2 separate regions of the Homo sapiens genome follow, and region 2 is linked to region 1. The links are chromatin loops, found by intact Hi-C in ENCODE. Cell type or tissue: sigmoid colon. All regions are shown on one strand.

The links. Hi-C counts contacts between places; a loop is a spot of excess contacts. Peaks named below come from ENCODE experiments on the same cell type or tissue, not always from the same donor. Only the 100,000 strongest peaks of a DNase experiment are listed, where the experiment ranks them.
Region 2: it touches region 1 in a loop (2.3-fold over the local background); 13 of 110 quality-filtered maps call a loop at or near these places.

The regions. Positions count from the first base shown.
Region 1 is chr1:183,141,376-183,143,875 of GRCh38, reverse strand. It overlaps LAMC1 (laminin subunit gamma 1), which reads right to left. Exons shown (of 28, transcript NM_002293.4): 28 at 1-1,342. The coding sequence ends at 1,086. Among named protein-coding and RNA genes, the nearest start is that of LAMC1-AS1, 1.4 kb to the right of the region's middle. In sigmoid colon, no CTCF peak of the experiment used is centred here; no DNase peak of the experiment used is centred here; H3K27ac peaks cover 987 bases.
Region 2 is chr1:183,217,673-183,220,172 of GRCh38, reverse strand. It overlaps LAMC2 (laminin subunit gamma 2), which reads right to left. Exons shown (of 23, transcript NM_005562.3): 4 at 1,685-1,783. Among named protein-coding and RNA genes, the nearest start is that of LAMC2, 33 kb to the right of the region's middle. In sigmoid colon, no CTCF peak of the experiment used is centred here; DNase peaks (open chromatin) are centred at 1,032 and 1,735; H3K27ac peaks cover 1,024 bases.

The sequences.
Region 1 (2,500 bases):
CTGGAGCTAAGGGTCAAATGTCTCATCTCTCCAACAGAAGAACAAATGGATACACGGGATTCTGACAGTACAAGCTGCCATCTAAGTTTTATCCCTTTGCTAGAAAAGACTAGGACGAGGAGGCTTGTTTTTCTTCTGTTTTGTCAAGACCTTAGGGATTAACTGTTCTCTGCCAGATACTTAACACTAGTTCCAAGACTAACTAATAAAAAAGCTGTAAGAATTAGTTTGATTTTGAAAACAAAATTTTAGTGGTTATCATATCCCTATTTCTTCTGTGTAAGTTCCATTTATAAGAATATCAAAAGATGTCTTTTGGTCTATTGGTGAGTGCAAGCTGCCCATCCAGATTTAAATTATCAGCTGCCCAAAGATCTGAAAAAAAGTTCATCTTCCTAGTCAATTATTAATATACTAGAAAAATCTTCAGCCATGTTCACCTGGAGACTTTTATAAATAATTGCATCCTGACCCACGGATGGCTCAGTGTCCTACACTCATAATAACTAAAAGCACTGATGGATGGCTACCGACATTCTAAATGACCAATACCTTTGGCACAGGATGTTTATTTCCTTTTGCTTAGAAGGAAGAGGGGTAGGAGATGCAGATGCATTTTCTTTATCCATGGACTGGATATACTGGCCATCACAATGCTACTGTTAGTAGCCAAACTTTTCCTTCATAGAAACAAGAGTACTGAGACTGAGGAGGTTCTGCTGGTATCGATGAGACAGGGGAGGGCTACTTGCTCTACCCCAGCATACATGGGCTCACACGATGTGCTTATGCCACTGTACAGTAACGTAGGATGCCACGTCCTCACGCAAATCAGAAGGGAAAGTGTGGGTAAGGTAGCAACGTGAATGGAAGAGACACTTTATTAGATAAAACCCTTTGTTCCCGATTCAGGATGTTTAATTTGCTTCTCTTTAAACTCTGTGACTTTTCCTGGTTCAAAAGGACAGTCATGGACAGCAGCAGAGGAGTGGGGGTCTGAAAAATGTAATCTTTGTGTCAAGGCACTCTGTGGCCTCACAACTGCCCCCCTGTCAGAGGGATGCTGCCTTCCAGCCCTAAAGACACTAGGGCTTTTCAATGGACGGGGTGTTGAAGCAGCCAGATGGTAAGGTCTTCCTGATGTCCTCCAGATTGCGAATGTCCTTCATGATCTCCTCGATATCTCGGTTATAGTCCATGATGGCAGCCTCCTGCTTCTTGGCTTCATTCTCCAGGTCAGACACTTTCCTATCAAGATCGCTGACCTTCATTTCATCTTTGGCTTTGTTTAGGGTGCCTTCAATCTCGTTTAGCTTATTCAGGTCCACTGTATCCAGCTGCCCTGGAGGGTCAGAAAGTACATAGAAGAGAACAGACATATTCAGTAAGAATGATCCCTTCACAAGTACCTGCACTAGACTCTAGGCCCAGCAGCTGCCATTCTGCACAGGCAGCCCGGCAAATGTGACTTGCAGATTGTTGATGTCACACAATGGTATAAAATATGCAAACCAAGTACAAATGCTGACCTAACCCAGCAGGGATGGGTCTGAGCATACAATTAATATAGAGCTGGATGTTTCTTTCTGAGACAATGGTTTTTGCAGAATGTTTCCTCAATGCACAGCTACCATGTTCTAGACCTTTGAGGGCCATCTGATAACATTTAATACCTTTTCCAGGTGTATACATGTAAACTCTATGTCATTTTAGTGCCATCAAAGATACACAAATCTCTAAGAACCCTAATCCCTCAGCTCTTAGAGAGATTCCAGGGAAGATGGGTCAGTTTTGAAGGTCACTTTCTGCTTTCAGGAGTTAGACACTATTAGGAGCCTTCCTATGGAAAATGGCCAGGAGTAAAATGCTGAAATAATTTCAGCAAGTCTTCACTTTAAGCTTAGCAAGAAAAAGAGGTTCTTTTGAAAGAAATGAGATGTTTCCATAACAAACAAAAGCAGACACAATAGACAGCATTTCATGCATACTTGACTTGATTAAAGTCTCACAAGACCATTTTACATCAGTGATTCTCAGATGTTAAATAATTTGCCCAAGTTTGCACAGCCTATAGGCAACAAAGCAAAGATACTAACCCAAGTCAGACTAATGTTAAAAGTCTGGCTGTTCCACAAAAAGCTTTCTCTTCTAGCTTACTTTCATTTTATATCCATCTGTTGGCACATAACTTATTCTTGACATTTGAGACCGATAAAAAATACCCCTGTAGCCCCCCACCAAAACAAAATGCACCAGTCTTTAAAGGCTGGCAAATTAAAATATAATGCCTTGCTACAAAGAGTCCTGGCTAGAGTGTTGACACTTTATAATGGAGTCTGGTGACAAAAGTGCATCTGTCCTAAAATGAAGCCTGCTCCCTAACACCCTATCAAACTGGATTAAAAGAAGGTTTCCGTATGCATAGATTTCCTTGAAAAATCAAGGTTTTTCTCTCTTTTGGCATGAAAGCTTTCCCCTCATCGGACTGTCCTTACTTAGC
Region 2 (2,500 bases), 76 kb before region 1:
GCATCCTCGATGCTGGAGTCACAGAGAAGAAGGCAGGGGAAGCTGGGGAGGACTTGTTTGTCCTCTGCTCAAGTTAACTACATCCTTCCACATGAAATAATGTGAAATAACGATAGTTTCAATGATTATTTATTTAGCACTTATGTTGTGCCAGGCACCTTGTGTGTGTTCTCTCATTTAACCTCCCTCCAACCCTATGAGGAATTGCTATTTCCAATTTTCTTAGATGAGGAGACTAAGGCCAAGAGGTTAAGAAACTCTTGACATATAGCAGGTACATGGCTGAGGCAAGATTGAAATTCATGTACATCTGTCTCCAAATCATGTAGTCTAAGCCACTGCACCACATGTTGGGGGGAATGTTCTGAGTACAGTATCACAGAAAAGCAGGGTAGCTGTGAAGAGCAGGTGCTTCAGAGAACAGTTGTAACTAAACAAGCTTTGTTTTTTCTCTAAGAGCAAGAGTTAAAAGAATTATTATGGTTTCTATGGAGAAGAAACCTGCTGATTAAAAGAGCTTAAAAAAACAAGGAAGGATGGGAGGGGAGGAGTGGGGAGGGAAGACAAAAGAAGGGAAAGGAAGGGAATTAGGCAAAACTAAATGATTGTGTTTAGGAACACACTGGGGTCATAAATTATGAAGCAAAGAAAGAAAGCGATTACCATAAAAGTCAGAATAGTGGTCACTTCTAGGGAGGAGGGGGGCATTGTCACTGGGACGCAGTTTTAGCAGAGGTCTATTTCTTACCATTGGTGGTGATAACATTTCTTTTATGTGGCATTCTATTTCTGTCTTTTATTTTGAAATTAAAAAGGCTTTCAACAAGTGACTTCCTTTTTAACACTTAAACTTTATGTCCCTGCCTTCACCTCAGCAGCCAGAAACCCCTGAAAACACAAGCTAGGAGTGTATTTGACATTTCCTCTGTGCAGGTATAAGTGACTGGCAGGGTGCCAAAGAACTGCTTTCTTACTTTTAAGGAAATGAGGAGGAAGCCTTTGCTTCTGACGCCAGCCTCACAGCCCTCTGCTCAACAGCCTCTGGGAGGGAAGAGTTTAAAGCCAGAGCACAGTTGTACTTAAGGCACGTCCTGCACCGGCAGCTTGGGGGGATGGTGCCTCACTGCTCCACCTCCTCCAGTGTGGCTTGGCCCAAAGGGCTCTTACCTCCTCCCAGCCCCATGCCCATTCATGTGTGTGCATGTAACTGCCATCCTATCCCCAGGGCAGTGCCTCTTCTGTACACGATGGTTATATATGGCCATATGCTGTGATAGGCCCTCTTACAAGAATTTTCGCAGCATGTTTAATTAGGCCAGGCCTTTCCTGCAACCAGCCTGTGTCCCAGGATCTCACTATTGATTACTGCCTCATACAGAGCACCTGGGATTTGGAGCCAGCTGGTGGGAGGAATCTCTGGGGTCCTGTGCCTCTCCCAAAGTCAAAATAAAGAGAGGGTGCCCAGAGCAGAGTATGGAGTCCAGTGAGATTTGGGTGCTCAGTGTGTGTGTGTGTTTTTGCTGTTGTTGTTGTAAAAGCTTAGTTTTTGAGGACAGAGAGCAGGAAGAAGGTCATCAACGTTTGTCAAGTATCCCTTTTCCATAATTACACTCGGAGGATTAATTCTCATGCTAGTTGGCAAGGGACTCTCTCTGCTGTTTGTAGGGCCACGGTTCACACAGACCTATCACAGCGTTCTCCAGTGACAGCTGGCTTGCAGACACAGCGGCCCGCGTCACAGGGCCCTGCGATGCCAGCTGGGTCACAGTCACACTTGGAGTCTCTGGGGAAGAAGAAAAAGAAAATTAGGGACATGCTTCCAAATGCTTCACAACTATGCACATAAAAATCAACTGCTCATGAGCAAACATCACGAAGCTGGGCAGTCCTTCTTCGATGAGGCTTCTCCTAGCCATCCTCGCCCGTGCGGACCTCTCTCACACACTTAAGGACTCACTTGCCTACACAGTGCTGCTCAGAGTGTACTTGGTGGGTAGCAGCTGGGCCGAGAACTGTCTGCCACTCCTAAAGAGAGCAGGGGTTTGTGCCAGAATGTAAACCAAGTTCATCACTCAACTGTTTAGTTTACTTTGGTTCACTGTTTGGCTCAGTTTACATTTTTTAAAAAAATTATCATTTGTTTCCCTATTGTTTAATTAAATGATGTCTGCTTTTTATCATGATTAATTCCATCTACCTGCTATTTTATTCCATTCAGTTCTTTCTGTTGGTAATTCCTCAATTGAGATATAATTCATATGCCATGCAATTCACCCATTTAAAATGTACAATCCAATGGTTCTTAGCTGATTCTCAGAGTTGTACAGCCATCACCGTCAATATTAATTTTAGAACATTTTGATCATTCCGGAAAGAAATCCTGTGCCCTTTAGCAGTTGTGTCCCCCACCCTGCCACATCTCTTCCCTCCAGTCCCACCTCCAGCCCTCGGCAGCCACCAGTCTACTTTCTGTCTCTCCAGACTTGCCTATTCTAGACAT